Regions from separate parts of the Mus musculus genome. Here region 1 is linked to region 2. Evidence: chromatin loops called from intact Hi-C (ENCODE). Cell type or tissue: left cerebral cortex. All regions are shown on one strand. Each heading gives the region's core, and the rest is flanking DNA. Links, peaks and the distances in the headings are about the cores only. Region 1 has its middle 53 kb from the start of Gm24291. Region 2 has its middle 51 kb from the start of Gm45904.

The links. Hi-C counts contacts between places; a loop is a spot of excess contacts. Peaks named below come from ENCODE experiments on the same cell type or tissue, not always from the same donor. Only the 100,000 strongest peaks of a DNase experiment are listed, where the experiment ranks them.
Region 1: a loop joins it to region 2, with 4 times the contacts of the local background. A loop is called at or near these places in 4 of 42 quality-filtered maps.

The regions. Positions count from the first base shown.
Region 1 is chr8:113,577,795-113,586,137 of GRCm38, reverse strand. No RefSeq gene overlaps it. Among named protein-coding and RNA genes, the nearest start is that of Gm24291, 53 kb to the right of the region's middle. In left cerebral cortex, for the core only: CTCF peaks have their summits at 2,146 (motif pointing left) and 3,312 (motif pointing right); DNase peaks (open chromatin) are centred at 2,132, 3,316 and 7,242.
Region 2 is chr8:112,968,682-112,977,024 of GRCm38, reverse strand. No RefSeq gene overlaps it. Among named protein-coding and RNA genes, the nearest start is that of Gm45904, 51 kb to the right of the region's middle. In left cerebral cortex, for the core only: a CTCF peak has its summit at 4,380 (motif pointing right); a DNase peak (open chromatin) is centred at 4,393.

The sequences.
Region 1 (8,343 bases), core at 222-8,221, 610 kb before region 2:
TCACAAGTATCTGTAGTAGGAACTGATGCCCTCTTCTGGTGCATCTGAAGATAGTTACTGTGTACTCATATGCATAAAATAAATAAATAAAAAGGAGTAGAGAAATTGAGCAGAATATAAGCAAGTGAGCAACCACATCTGGCTCTGCTCACATTGGGTGGCACCATTTCCTAGGCAGGGGATCCTGTATTGTGTAAGAGCAAGGGAATCAAGCTGAGTGCAAGCAAGCAAGCAAGCAAGCACACAAACACACAAGCAAGGGAACACACATCCTTTACTAAGTATGTGATATTATGTGCTCTGTCAAGTACCTGACTTGACTTCCCTGCTATCATAGACTATAGCCTAGAACTGGGGACTGAATAAACTCTTACACTGCTTTTTGTCGGGATGTTTTGTCACAGCAGCAGAAGTGAAATGATGGCAGCTCTTTTCCCCTGCAGCTTCAGTCATAGCAAGGCCTTCCACTGGAAGAAATTAGAGGCCTTTACTGAGGACTGCTGCCATTATTTATGCAATTTTGCTTTATGTAGTTATGTGTTCAGAACTCATCGTGTATGAAACACGAACCGAATTTTATCTTTTTTCCCCATGGATATTCAATTAGCCCAGTATTAGTATTGCAAAGGTAGGCTCTGCATATTTAATTAAGATACAGTCTTTGCCCTACATTTTATTTCCATGTGCATTTACACTCTGATGGCTCTATTCTGATCTATTCCATTTTGTTCCACTTTTCCATGTAGTCCCTTCTGTACTAATACTTTTGCCATGCTGTTGGTACTGGAAGACATGTTTCTATGTGTCCTAGTTATTTTCACATAGTTCAAGAGGAGACTCTCTGTCCCCATCTCCTAGAGCTGCTTAGGTTTGCTTCAGCTCACTTCACCTTCAGAGCTACTGGCAGTCACGGAGTCTCTCGTGTGTTATATCACACAGATACTTCTCCTGTGTCCATATTTATGTATCTATTTTTACCTTATGTGTAAGTGTTTTGCCTGCATGTATGTCTATATGCCAAGTGTGTCCAATGCCCATGGAAGCCAGTAAAGGGCATCAGATCCTCCTCAACTGGAGTTACAGTTGTGAGCTGCCATGCCAGTGACAGGAGCTAAACTCAGGTCATCTGAAAGGGCATTTAGTGCTCTTAACCACTGAGCCATCTCTCCAGTCCCTACTTCTATATTTGAATTGCAATTGTCTGGCTCAACCCAAACTTACAGGATATTCTATTGATAGATGGTACCCAACTTAATTCTATCTGCAACATTAGTTGTGCTTTATTTTTTTATAATACAGTCAAGTTTAAAGGATAAAGGAGCTGTCATCTCTCGTGGGCTTTTCCTGACATTTGTTATTCCAAATTGTATCGGTGTATAATTTTATATAAGAACCAGAGAGGCTGGAGAGATTCTTCAGTCATTAGAAGTTCTTAAAGCTCTTCTCAGCACCCACTTGGTTGTTGGTCATTACCATCTCTAGTTCTAGTTCCAGGGGATCCAACACCTGCTTCTGGCTTCATGGGCACCGGGCACACAAGTAGTGTCCACACATGCAGGTACCACACCCATATACACAAATTACAAGAAGAACTGGTGACTTACATACTCTTTCTCTCTTAGGCCATAGGAAATCAGAGATCCTCTGGATATTTCCCGTTTAAACCATTTATATACGTGGCTGTCAACCTGTGGGTTGTGACCCTCCTTGGGGTTCAAATGACCCTTTCCCAGGGCTCGCATAATACCACGTGAAAACACAGGTAATTATATTGTGATCCATAACAGTAACACAGTTATAGTTATGAAGTAGCAACAGAAATAATTTTATGGTTGGGGGTCGGTACTACATGAGGAATTGTATTAAAGAGGCACAGATTTAGGAAAGTTGAGAACCACTGTTCTATATAATGTTATTGGAAATCTTACTCTATACAAACGACACTTTCCCGTGAATCATCTGCTCTCTGAGGAAATATAGAACTCAATAAGTTGACACTGACCAAAGATTCAAGCGGAGGAAGTATTGGATAGGTTGAGGATGGCTGGGGGGGGGGGGGGGAGTGGTGGTGGGGGGGGGGTGTAAAAACTTTTACACTTCTGCCCCCTGCAGGACAAAGCTAAAACAGCAACCAGTTGTAATTTGGTTAGAGAATGCCATCTGCAACGCAACGATTGCATGGCAAGAGCTCTGAATATCCGAGCCACCTCTCCAGTCCCCAAAGCATAGTTCAATATACGCATACGCCGTGGATCTATCAGATGACAGTAATCTGTATGCCCGTTACCTGCAGTATTTGCAGTTTCTTAGTAGTGAGAACACAACAAATCCTTTCAGTGATTTTTTAAAAAATATTCTATATATTTGAATTTTGACAGGGTCATGCCAGCTCAAAGCGGCCTGAGACTTACGTATGGAGAGGAAGGACGTCTTTGCTTTACTGATTCTTTTGTGATCACCTACACACCAGGATTGCAGGTGTGCATCATATATTACTAGCCACAGTTGTCTTGCTACATATGTCCTGGAGGACCTGCGTGCCCATCACTACTGACCACACCTTCCCCCCTGCTGGGCATCAGTCCCAGGTCTCATCCTCCCCGCAAATCTGCAACTCTGTACTCACTGGACAATTTCTCTCCCTTTTCTGCCCTGCCCTCCATCTAATGACGGGGTTTCTCTGTTTAATTAACTCAACTATTGCCTTTTAAATGCATTTTTAATAGATTCTTTGAGGATTTTTTTATACATGCATAGATAATATTTCATTTATGTTCACTCCATCTCTCTCCCCTCCACCAAATCCTCTCCACTTCATATCTTGTTAGAAACAAATCTGAACACAACGATTGCTGTGCATACAGTGGGTGTGGGGCTTTGGCTTGGTCCAGTGCAGTTAATGGTGGCTGCTCATTGGTCACGAGATAGTAGTGTCTGCTTGACCGGAAGACATTGCTTCACTTTCTGGTGCCATATTTCCACAATATTTCTTGGCCTAGTGGATAGGGTCTGAGTAGTTGTTCCATTTAGGGCGTTACACACGATGGATAAGAACTCTTCCACTGTAACGGCCCTAGTTTTCTTAAGTTTTTTCCTAATTGCGCACATCCCTCAGGGTCCTCTGGGACGCGGATGGTAAATCATAAACTCACAGTCCATGTCGTAAGGAGCTTCCTGCTTTGCGAGTGTGGCAGGCCTGATTTTAGGGGTGACCTCTTGCAAGGTGCGAACTGAAGATTAGCCTGGGAGCGAATGAGTGTCCCACACTCAAGAGTGAGCCACTTAAGGAGAGACATTTGGGCTTCTCTAGATTGACCACTAGATGGCAGGAAAAATCCACGTACCTGCTTCGAAGCGCCAGCCCCGCAACGCGCAACCCCCCTCTTGCTTTGGGTATCTAAGGCCATCAGTTCAGAAATACAGAGGCCTAAGGACCACCGTGGTGGCAGCCCAACCCCATGTAAACACTAGGAATCTGACCCGTCTCTCCCAATAGTCTTTACAGTTAATCTCAACTTCCTACCTATTAGAGCCCATTAGGAGGGGGTGGCCCTCTTTGAGAGCCTATTTCATAAAAGCCCAACTGGCTGTCAGGTATCACATGTGTTTTACTATTTCATTCTTTTATATCTTTCATTATTATTTTATGTTTCCTACCAGAATTTTCTGTGGACGTTATTTGACAACCCAAAGTGACGGATCTCTAATGGTCAGCATTAGAGTATGTCATAGCCTCAGAGAGGAGAGTTGGCCAGGCTTCACAGTCTAGTCAGTCAGGGGCAGCCGGGTACTTCTGTCAGCAACAGCTGCTGTTGGCTGGGTTCTTTCTGGGCACCAGGAATTGCGCTCAGTATTTTATATAGGCAAGTTTTTCTAACTATTCAATGAGCATGCACTCCACGATACATACAGAATATATTTCCCAGGAAAGTATACAATGACCAGAGAATTCAAGGAATTTCCTCAAGGTCGTATTTTTAAGTAAAGTACATGGGTATTTTCTTTCAATGTATGTCTACTACATAGAATTAACGGCGCAGAGCTTGTTGTCAGCGACGTCTAGGCTTTACGAATTCATACGAAAACATCTTGCCCTCTCGACCTGGGGAATGCATCTCATTACTAGCCCACTGGGACGAGCACATTTAGGAAATGGTTTGAGCTGTGCTTCCCTGAGTCAGGGTGACTGTTAAGCTAATCCTTAGGGGTCTACTGTGATGATAGGGAGGCCACTGTGAGCAGAATATTTTGACCCTGGGCTGACCTGCCGGCTCCAATTACAGGACCGTCTTTAGCGTGATGGATGGAGTAGCGACATCATACCTCCCAGCCCGTCCTGTGAGACCAGCTCTTTAACCTCTGCCTCCTCCCCAGGGAAAGGCATAGTTCTGCTCTCCCTCATCTTCAGTGTGTCTCTGATGCCCAAGACCTCCAAGCTACCTGGGGACACAGTGAACCTCATCTTGTGCTATGACAGTCTATTGCTTGGGAAAGAGACTGTCTCTCATTGCTCTGTTTCTAGACCAATTAGGACTCTTGGGCAAATGGAGAAAGCCTGTTTCAGGTGTCTCTGAAGTGTGTCTCATGACAGGCAGGGTGGGAAATACCTGAACCCCAGGAGGCTGGAATTGGGTGCTGCCAGAGCCCAGGAAGCCTCCCTTTGGCTTTTCGCACCCTGTCCCTGCTTCCACATACGTTTTCGTTTTCATGACGCTTGCCTCTGCTCCCAGAGTTTCCTGCTTGTTAGTAAATGTCCTGGCCACCAACAGTTCCACCAATTCCTCTGTCATTTGTTTTGCCTCAGGAGGAAAAGCTGCCCCGGTCGATGTTGGCACACTGTTCACTATTATGCAAGGACCTAAATATTTCTTTGTCTCAGGATGCAGCTGACTTCAGAGGCCCGTGGTTTTGTTTGCCCATTGTGGTGGGGCTGTTCTTGCTCACTTTTAGATAAGGCTGTGTCAGCTCTCCGACCATAACCTGTTCGTTGAAAGGACTTTTAAAGTCAGCTGTAATTCACAGTCCCAGAACTTCGGGGAGGGGGGTGGGCGCAGAATCTGTGTCTTTGGAGATAGAAGAATGCTTTTATTGTTTTTTTTCCCCCTGTTTTCTTTTTAACATCTGTTTTCTTCCTTCCCTCCAACATCGCAGAACAAGGCTTTTCCAGGTCTCATGTGCCTCTTTGACAGCAGAGACTGCTTTAGTTGGCTTTAATGAACACTGTTTCCAGCAGCCCAGATTTGAGAATTTTAGTGTTTTGATTTACAGGCACAATCAAGAACCTACATTATTGAAGTGGGTCTGAACATCAGTGACACTCATGCTAGGCACCAGGGACTCTGGTAGACCCTCAAGTGCCACTTACAAGTGTTGGGGCCTGCTGGCGAGGATGTGGAGAAAGAGGAACACTCCTCCATTGTTGGTGGGATTGCAAGCTTGTACAACCACTCTGGAAATCAGTCTGGCGGTTCCTCAGAAAATTGGACATAGTACTACCGGAGGATCCCGCAATACCTCTCCTGGGCATATATCCAGAAGATGTCCCAACCGGTAAGAAGGACACATGCTCCACTATGTTCATAGCAGCCTTATTTATAATAGCCAGAAGCTGGAAAGAACCCAGATGCCCCTCAACAGAGGAATGGATACAGGAAATATGGTACATTTACACAATGGAGTACTACTCAGCTATTAAAAAGAATGAATTTATGAAATTCCTAGGCAAATGGATGGACCTGGAGGGCATCATCCTGAGTGAGGTAACCCAATCACAAAGGAACTCACACAATATGTACTCACTGATAAGTGGATATTAGCCCAGAAACTTAGTATAACCTGAGATATAAGATACAATTTGCTAAACACATGAAACTGAAGAAGAATGAAGACCAAAGTGTGGACACTTTGCCCCTTCTTAGAATTGGAAACAACCACCCATGGAAGGAGTTACAGAGACAAAGTTTGGAGCTGAGACAAAAAGGATGGACCATCTAGAGACTGCCATATCCAGGGATCCATCCCATAATTAGCCTCCAAACGATGACAGCATTGCATACACTAGCAAGCGTTGGCTGAAAGGACCCAGATATAGCTGTCTCTTGTGAGACTAGGCTGGGGCCTAGCAAACACATAAGTGTATGCTCACAGTCAGCTATTGGATGGAGCACAGGGCCTCCAATGGAGGAGCTAGAGAAATTACCCAAGGAGCTAAAGGGAACTGCAACCCTATATGTGGAACAACAATATGAACTAACCAGTATCCCGGAGCTCTTGTCTCTAGCTGCATATGTATCAAAAGATGGCCTAGTCAGCCATCACTGGAAAGAGAGGCCCTTTGGACTTGCAAACTTTATATGCCCCAGTACAGGGGAACGCCAGGGCCAAAAAGGGGGAGTCGGTGGGTAGGGGGTTGGGGGGTGGGTATGGGAGACTTTTGGGATAGCATTGGAAATGTAAACGAGGAAAATACCTAATTAAAAAAAAGGAAAAAAAAAACAAGTGTTGGGGGCCTCAGCTATTGGTCTTTTCTTCCTTGTCCCCTCTGCATGCCCACTGGGTGTACTGAGAGTGGTCTATGCCTTTTGTCCACTTGTTTGGGGATTAGGAAAAAGCACCAGAGACCAAACAACTAGAATCAGAGCCAAGCTCCCAGAGGGCTCTCTGAGTATCCCTGCTGCTTCCTCATCTTCTCTGTCCCTGTACCCCAATAAGTGTGTCTGGAGAGCTTAAGGCCAGGGATTGAGAAGAGCTGTGGTCTGTCCCATGGTGAGACATCTGTGCCTTGACCAGGAGGGAGGACAAGTGATGTGTTTTGTTTCCTGTATGCTTATGCTTCTACGGGAAATGGGCTCAAAGAGTGAGAAAGGTAATTTGACAAAGGGAAGGAGAAAAGAAGGAGGGAAGGAAGGAAGGATTGGCAGTGGTTTGAGCATAAGGTCATGAATGTGTCCTGTGGACCAAGGAGAGTCAACAAAGAACTTGTCTTGCGTATCCATTCTGGTCTTGTTTTTATAACTGTCAGCATAACACGACAAAAATCAATTTCAGGTGGATGGTGAGTCAAATACAGGAAGTAAAACAATCGAGACTCTGGAGTGTCGTGGAGGAGGTTCTCTTTAGGACTCTGTGGTGACAACTGGCTCTCTAATGGGAAACGCCCACACGCTCATATTCACTAAGTCAGCACTGCTCCAAGTGCATGTCTCAATTTTCCGCACATACAGTCCAGTGAGGTGAGAGTGATTTGCTACTCCCAACTCTCGGAGAATCAAGATTCCCTGTCTGGCTGACTTTGTAAAGAACGTGGGTGTGTGCTGAGGAGGGCTATTTCTGTATAACATATAGATTATGCTATACATACATATGCCTTTTTTTCCTGTGACCAGGCTGAAGGGCTTGAGATTTCTCATTTCAAGCTACAAGTTAACTGCAATGATAGCTGTAGTTAAAAATCAAGCATTTGTTTTAAAAAATTATATATTAATTAAAATTACTTATTTATTTTAGTGTGTGTGTGTGTGTGTACGTACAGGTGTATGCATTCCACAATGGTGTGTGTGGAGGCCAGGGAACAACTTGTGGGAGTTAGTTTTCTCCTACCACGTGAGTTCCTGGAATCAAACTCAAGACATTGTGTATGGAGGCAAGGCAAGTCCCTTTATCTACTGAGCCTTTGAGCCAACAACAAATCAAGCTTCTTTTAAAACAAAGTGTTCAGTATATATTTAAATGAAGGTTAAAAAGTCTTCCTGATGTCAGGGGTTGAGCAAGCTCAATCCTTAGAACAGTCCTGTGAGGCCTATAGAGTTATGCCCATTCTTCTCTCCTTGGTAAAACGGACTGATAGAGAATTTTAACATGACACCAAAGATGATAAGTAGCCACTGGAGGAGCCACGACTGCTATCTGGGTAGACCTGTTCACCATTAGTCTGTGTAACAAAAAGAGATAACTGGTCCTAGATGATCTAGCAGCTTTTGATGGCATATCCTCCTCACCACATCCCTGTAGGGCCAACCTAGCTTCCCTCACCAGAATCCTGGGGTTCCCATATTCCATCCTTTCAGTTGCTTTCTAAGGAGTAATTTTCTAAGTAAATGGACAACCGGGCTGGATTTCCTTGGCTTTGGGACTTTCGCCAGTCTGCTTTCCATGGCCTGTGTTAGTGGCCATAGAACACCATGCTTGGTGTCTCCGGCAGGTGAAGAGCGTTACTTCTAGAAACAGATGGAGATATTTGGTTGTATCAGAGTCATAGCATCAGAACAGCTGGCAAACAGATACATAGTATATTTTTTTTTACGACTTTAGGAAACACTTTGCTTTATTGTTTTCCATTCTACC
Region 2 (8,343 bases), core at 273-8,272:
TCCCAGAAGGGTCCAACTTACATTGCAGTTGAACTGAAAGCTCTTGTTTGTATCAGTCTTTCCATGTGGCTCACTACCATGGTGAATTAACCTTGCCCATTTAACTCACAGTCTATCTTCTCCCTATAGATTCTATACCTCAACTCACATGGGGCAAAACCCTATCTTTGTTTGATCCCATCTGGTTTGAAAGGTATAATTTAAATGCACAGTTGCAGGCCACATTAAATGGTTTCATCAGGTGGGGCCAACCTTAGCTCTTGACCTGGGTTATTCCATAATGCTTTTTTTCCACCCTTACCTAGGAAACAATTTTGTACTATTTACCCCAAAACACAACCTTCTCAGGGAATGTGTTTATTTTCCAAGTCGAAGAAAAAAATAAGACCTGAGTGGAGGACACAGTCAGAATACATGTCCTTTGTGCTCATGCTGTAACTGGAGACTGCATCCAAACAACTAATGACTCATTTGATGACTAAAGAAACACTCATTTGTGCGGTTATGGTTTTTATGAGTTAGGAATCTGGGTTCAGCTAAATTGGACCCTCTCCCCACCCAGGGCTTCCCACATGGCTATAATCAACTTTTCCTCTGATACTGTGATTCTCCCATGATGTCTAACCTAGACAAAGACTTTTGAGCTCATTCATGATGTCACTGTTTGCATCTCATTCCCTTTCAGATGCTGAGCTGAGAGCCTCAAGTTACTAGAGAGCTGCTAAATGTGGTCCTCCGTTCCTTGTGATGGAGACCTCTCCAACGACAAAAATTGTTTGGCCATAGCCAGCTGGGAAAGAATCAGTTACTAATATGGAAGTTAGTGTTCTGTGTCAAGTAATTACAGAGCAGACAACCAATTTTGGTCTCTGCCATATTTTCTTATTTTGATGCAAATGACTACGCCAGTCTGTGTTGACAAGTGGCTTGTGCGTGGCAGAAAAGATCATCAGAGACCATCTTAGACACTGCTTGCTGAAGATTCATTGTAACAGCCACCCCCTCCCAACATTATAGACATACATGTCCATTATCAGCTTGTGCAAGCTTGGTCAGTGGACAAGTAGCTGTTTCACACAGGAAAACATCTGTTTCTATAGAGGCAGCAAACACAGTCTGGGCCAGACACAAAACCACAAGCTTTTATCTGTTTGGGCAGCATTACAGAGCTGGCTGCTACAGGTCCACTTTTCCTAAATTGACTTGGCTGGGGCAAGAATTAGATTTCAGAGAGAATCTTTGCACATAATGGCCTTTTAGATATTATATGAAAGGGTAACTGTGGCCCTGTAATTTATTCCTCCCTCCTCAGGGATCCCTGAAGACGTTTGACCCTGACCAGAATTCTTTGCAAATATCGACTGATCCACTATACTAACTGAAAGATAAATGAGGGTCCAAAAGGGTTCTGCTGTGCACTGATTACAGATCTGGAAATGACCTCAACCTCGGCATCCTATCCCAGTTCATTTAGATTGTTTATATTAAATCCAGGGCTGGGCTGATGCATGCAAGTTATACACATAGCCAGAACAAAGGTAGGTGCCTACCACAATTCTACAAGTTGGAAGTCTTCCTGACTAACTTGTCTGATGCCCTTGCCAGAATTCAAAACCATATCTGTTGTGTGGGAAAGTATCCTATGGGTTGGGCTCCCAGATGCTGTACATATAAATGGTCCTATTTACTATGTTGGCAATTAGTCAAAGCCTAGTGCTGGCTAAGTTGGGGTGATCTTTCTAAAACAGAAGTAAGACTAAGGATTGGTTTAGTAATAATTCAAGTGAGATGTTTATTTTTCAATGGCTTTAAGTAAGATTTACTTGGCATACAGTGACACATACACACACACACACACACACAGTGAGTCATTAATAACACTTATGTGATATAACCTTGCAACTGGAAAGATAAAACCTAAATGTTTGGTTATGATCCCTGATGTCCTAAAAAAGCTTCTCAAACTAACTGTATATGATTTATCACAGACAAGTACAACTCCAATCATAAGAGATCCGACAGGGTATATAGTATTATGTACAGGGAGGCTGAGTTCAGACTAGTTCTGAGTTTAAAAGTAATCATTTCAATGTTAAATCAGTGTGAGATTTGCTTACTCAGCACTCAATGCAAGAATCCAGGCCACTAAAAAGTGGCCAAGAAACAATACTTCAACCTTTGGCTTCATTAGCTGTTTACACATAGTCTTCCATGACCCACGTGGAAGGCAGAAGAATAACACCCCCCCCCAAATCAGGAGGTGAAACTAGGAAGACACTGGAATATCCGAATAGACAGAATAGACTATGGCTAGCTCTGATCTAAAGAGTGTGTCCTGAGAGAGCAACCTCTAGTGTTAATCTTTTCCTGTGAGCATAATTGGGATGGATGGAGAATCATGCTCCCATATGTTTGAACGTCAATATTCCACAGCCACGTGCTGCTACCAGTCTCAACTGGTTTTGATTAAATGCCAAATGACAGCCTTTACAATTCCCCAAGACTGCATGGAAGAACATACAAAATAATAAAGTTGCCACAGGTATGAAAGAGTACTAATATTCTAACTAGCTGTGCCGATTGAAGTAAATTATTGATCCCCACTAAATGTTTTTTATAAATCGGCATGTGATGAATTATTTATATGTACTTATTGCATATAATGTGGGATTTGATGTATTGGAATACTAGTTACTGTAGCTATTAAGGAAGGCAGTATGTATGTTCATCAAGGAATTATAAATAGAACTACTCTATGACCCAACAATTCTACATTTGGTTCTGTAGTTAATGGAAATTATCTCAGGGTGGCAGAGGCATCGGCACCCTGTGTTCACTGCAGTGTATGTCACAATAACTGAGAATGAAAACCAACTCATGAGAACCACCCCAACCATTTCTTTCCAGTAGCACTTGTCAAGCCAAAAAGCAGAACAGGCGACTTTTTGGTGCTGATAACAAACCATTTGTAATTCATACAGTCAATCCATCCATAACATAAAATGTGCCATAGAAAGTATTTTTAAAAATGCACCAAATGGTGGCAGGTAGAAGAGAACAGAGATCTGAATAGACCCAGTTTGTGTTTTGTTTTTGTTTTGTTTTTTTCTGCCACTCAAGAACAGTTTGCGCTCATGTGGGACATCTCCAGGTCACTTTAGCATAACTTGTGAAAGGCATTGAATTAACCAACATGCATCATCTTCTCACTTGGATGCACCTGGTCATCTTAAAAACCAGTATGAACAAGTTGATGATAGCAATGCCCTTGTGATTTGTGATTGCCTCAAGAGGAGAAAGAAATCGGGGAAGATATAGATACTGGTCACCCACCTGTCACTAAAGCAAGGCAGAGAAACCCCACTCACACTCAAGCCTCCTTCACTCAGCCTGTACAATTTAGCAAAGAACCAAAGCCAAGACCAAGAGTCTCTTTCTTCCTCACACTGTAAAAAATAATTTATAATCAGATCTTGGCTCTGACACTTAGCCCAGAGACTGGAGAATCTGTTTGAGTTATGGCAAAAATCACATCTCCCTTTCGGGGATATTGTTAGTCCTGCTTGCAAAGTCACCAGAAAGAATTCTGAGATTGAATTGTGCCCTGACAGAAACAAGCAAATAAAAGATTTATAAAGGGCTGTCAATCAGACAACACCTCCCGAGCCTATGACCCGAATGCACAATGATTGCAAAGGTGTCAGCGGCTGGAACACACGCAGACCAGAGCCTTTGGCAGAAATCGATACTGCGGCTTGGTGGAGAAGGCAGAGATTTTGGACTTGAAAGTGGTCCGAGGCAGCTGCCTAACACAGTCCTTTGGAAACATAATTGAGAGTTTACTGCTGGGCATTTGCAGAAATTGTGCCTATCTCGGGAAAACCGGACAATCTTGAAATCAGCACCAACCACCATGACTTCCTGATATCATTCAAATCGAAGAAGCCTCGCCACGGGAGCTACTGGATAAATAGAAACTGTATACTTAAGAATGAGTCTACGTTGCACTTCTTGTGTGCACATGGAGGTGTGATTGCTCCACAGTCAGTTAAAAATAGAAAATATATTCTAAAAAAAACAGTGGGTACCAAATTTCACAGCACTCATGCCCAGGTTTCTTGATTGCATTCGAAGCCAATGGAAAGTGCTCAACCACACTCTAAGGGATGAAGATGCTATAAACTCCATTGTGGGAACCTCAGGTTTCTCTCCTGCCCATATCAAAGGCTGCTTATTCAGGACTCCACCTCTCCAACTCAGTATCTAAAGCTGTTAGCAGCCAGCCTGCCTTCCTGTCGGTTTACCCCCTTCCCTTCTTTTGTAGAAGAAATGCTTATAGTGCATTTTCAGCAGCCTGAAAATGACTCGCTAATCCAAGCAGAGACGCCAGAGGGCGCTGTCTTTCAGGCACCTGCTCATGCTGGTGATCAAGCCGCAGACAGCCTGAGGACACAGAGCCTGCATTTCAAAAACAACAAAAGTTGGCTTACCAGCAACTCTGGAACTATCTGCCCTTACTCAGAATATTTAAATAATAATAAAATCATATGTAGTTCACAGACGTGGGTGCATATATACCAATGAGATAGGCAGGGGCTATCTAACAAGGTTTATGTTACATAACAGCCCACAAAGTGTCTGGAATTTGAGTAATATAAGTGACAGGTCATACATGTAAAATATTTATAGGATTCAGAGGACAGTACCAAAAAAGTGTAAGTGTTCTTTCCAATAACGTTATATTGATTACAGTTTGAATTACTATTATCCTAAATCTTCTTAGATAGATAAAATACATCACTGAAATTAATGCAATCATTAGGTAAGGGCTGTGGGCCCAGATCAAATAAGATGTCCAAACCACTTCCTCGCGGGAGCTCCAGGAACACTGAAGAAAATGGGGTGGGAAGTACAAAGGAGTTGGAGGCATGGTGAAGGGCTGTGAAATGCTATTCTCTCTATGAGATATGACCATTGGCAATCACGAACTCATAAAAACTGTAGTTACCTGCACTGAGTTGACACAACACTGACCCTATCAAAAATTAGTTAAGGAAAGGAGAGGTGGCTCAAATGACCCTTTTCCTCTGAACTATTGGCAATTGATAGAGTCTAGGAGGTAGAACCCATTACTGTCAGTCGTGTGCCCACTGCTGAGTCCAGGATGCTCCGGGGAATGACTCTAAAGCCATGATCATACAAGTGACCCTGGTTAATCACAGTGGGAAAAAAAAAAACCAAAGCAAACAGCCACTAACTTGAGAGAGAGATTTGTGAGGAGGATTGTGGTTAGTAGGGGTCGAAGGCAGGTGGGGACTGGAGTGGTTGATACTGTATGTGTATATATGCAGAATTATCTAAAAACAACTGAAAAATTAATGCATTCATTTCAATCTTTCCTAGTGTGATTCCAAAGACCTTAAATTTCTTGTCAAGTCTGCACTAATATCTCCTAATTAGTATTGATTAGTTAATTATAAATAACCCTGTATGGGCTTTAGGAAGACCAAGTTGTAGAAGATAGTGATATAGACCAAAGCAATGCTTGAGAGAGATAAATACATACTAGCTGATAGACCAAAAGTGTGGCCACTTCTCCATGCTAACTTCTTCTACTTATTGGCTCCTCTTTCTTAGAAGCACAATGTTCCCTAACAAAGAAAAAAGGAATTGGGGAGATCTGTCATCTGGTAAGCTGCCTCTAGGGAGGGAAGAGGAGATGGGATGGACCTGCCTGTGTCCTTTCTTCACAGTGAGTAAAGTTACAAAACATCCTTTAAGGGAGTCTGAAATCCTCTCAGAAAGGAGAAGGAGAAAAGGATGGACATTCCATCCAGGAAGGCATTCATAATATTTAAGAGCCAGCTAGACGGAGCTGAGTTTGGGATGCAGACCTAATGTCAGCAGTGACCCAGCAAAACTAGGCAGCAGGAAGTATGATCAAGCATGGGATAAGAGCTGAACATAGGCAGCCCCTCACAAGCTAAGTAAGGAGAGGCTCATATCTTTTTAAAACTCAATACACATACATGCTTACATTGAGATTGGTAATTAGGACTGTTGACACAACTAGTTTACAAAATAAAAGCATGAAATAGATGTGAAAGATATTCAAGCCACAAGGGAACAAAAAAAATGAAATTTGATAAATATCTAATCACAAAATTGGGTTAGAAGTGATTGCATACAAATCAGAATAGCTTCGTTACTGGTCTCTGGAACAGACTGCTGTGGGAGACATGGCAATGTTACAAATGGGTGTGCATTCAATGTCAAACCAAAATGGGCCATCAGAACAAAATTTTAATTGACACATGTTTATGATTTCAACTTAGAAAACAGTCCCTTACATACTTTCCTGCGTTCATCCGAATTTATTTTATTTCAAAAATGTTTATCAAAAACCTACTTTCCCAAGTTTCACTTTAGAAAGACCAATAAAATTCTATTGAAATTCTTCTCTACATTTGTTCTAGAATCTGGAGAGATGTCAAACAACCCTCAGGAACTAGAGTTCCAGGAGAACCTAAGGCTCTGCTCTAGCTTCTGGCACATGCAGATGTGCATAGGCACACACAATGTGTGTATATGTGTGTGTATGTGTGTGTGTGTGTGTGTGTGTGTGTGTGTGTGCGAGAGAGAGAGAGAGAGAGAGAGAGAGAGAGAGAGAGAGAGAGAGAGAGATCTTTGTAAAAGAAACATTGCATAGAGACATTGAAATAGCTCTGTGGGTAGAACGCTGCCATGTGATATTAGACCTTGGTTACATTTCGCTTTAGTATCTTCTTAGTTGTGAACATCTGAGGTCACCTGATACTTGCTCAGAATAAGTAACAACAGACTTACAGAATACTTCATCAAGGTCATCTTTGTAACCATAATATTATGGGACAGTAGTTCAGGATGTTGCCTTGTCCTGCTCATCCTCTGGAATGAGGAAAATATTTTGTTATATAGGAGACATAATGTTAACCTCTGAGTATATTTCAGAGTTGAAAGCCATTGGAGAGACATCCAATTTCAATGGTACATCCACCCATCTTCCAATTCTACTGGGGCTAGGCTATTGGAAGGAAAGGGGAAAGAACCCCAAACGTATCCTACATGGATGGAAAAGGACACTTCCAGACAATGTAAGGTTACTGAGTAAAAGCATCAATGCCAGGACTGGGCTACCTCTCTGCTCTATGACATGTTGGCTAGAGAAGCCACCAAGTCCCTACCAACCATAAAGGCTATTGCCACTGCTCTTGGTTGTATGCCAAACTAGATGGTAAGACCCTATTGCTGAAGACATTGCTTGTGTGTACTGTGACTGCAGGACATGGAGAAATTAAGCTTAGACTACACTAGAAGCTCCTCCCAGCTGGCTGGTTTTTACAGTGCCAGAGATGTGTATACAGGGCGCTGATCAGCAACTGTCAGCAACACTCCTGCTTAGTATGGACTGTGTGTGCTAAAACACCAACATGCCAGGAAGGGTATGCCTGCTCGTGTGATAGTTGCTCCACTAATCCTCTATGGTGAGTGGAATTAACAGCCTTCTGATTAGATTTAAGACCAATCCCACAAGAGGCAGTTTACATCTGGTACTGTAAGGCAAGACAAAAATCTTGTGGCTGGGGAAGTCCTAGGTCCCGATGGGGAAGCAGTTTCTCTTGTTTCATTATATGGGTATGATGAACCCATAGATCTCCTTGTTGTCAGTCCTAACTCATGACCACTGCCAAAGATGTCCAAAACAAGTGACCATTGCTTTGACATGGTGGCCTAACTCTTACCCATAGGTGGACACCTAGATCGAGGCAGGTTTTGGGGATACATCTGGCATTCAGCCATTTCTGCTCCTGTTTAAGTAAGGTGATCTTTCCAAGGCTTGGGGCTCATGGTGGAAGAGGAGGCAGAGAGGATGTAAAAGCAGGAAGGGGTAGAAAGCTGTGTAACTGCTTCCTCAGAGATCAGAACATCCCATCCTACAGGGAAGCTCCTTGAGACAGAAGATAAACCACTCAATATAGTTTCAGAAAGTTCCTGAAATTGACCAAATCAAATAGCACCCCACCCCCATCATAGTGTAAACAAGCCAAACTGGAAAAAAAAAAATCTGAGACCTGACCAGGAAGAAATAGGCCTAGAAGAAAAGGAAAGGAAACCAGCCAAGAGGCCTAGAAGAGATTTAGATTAGATGAGTCACTCGGAACGGACCCTCTCCAATCTGTGGAGCTGCTTACAAGCTATGCAGCGTGTGCCAGGATCCCAGTATTTTTGAGCTATCATCCAATGTAGAGGTGGGCTTTGGTAATACAACTGTCTTTGGTAGTTTCTGATCCTGTAAATAACTCC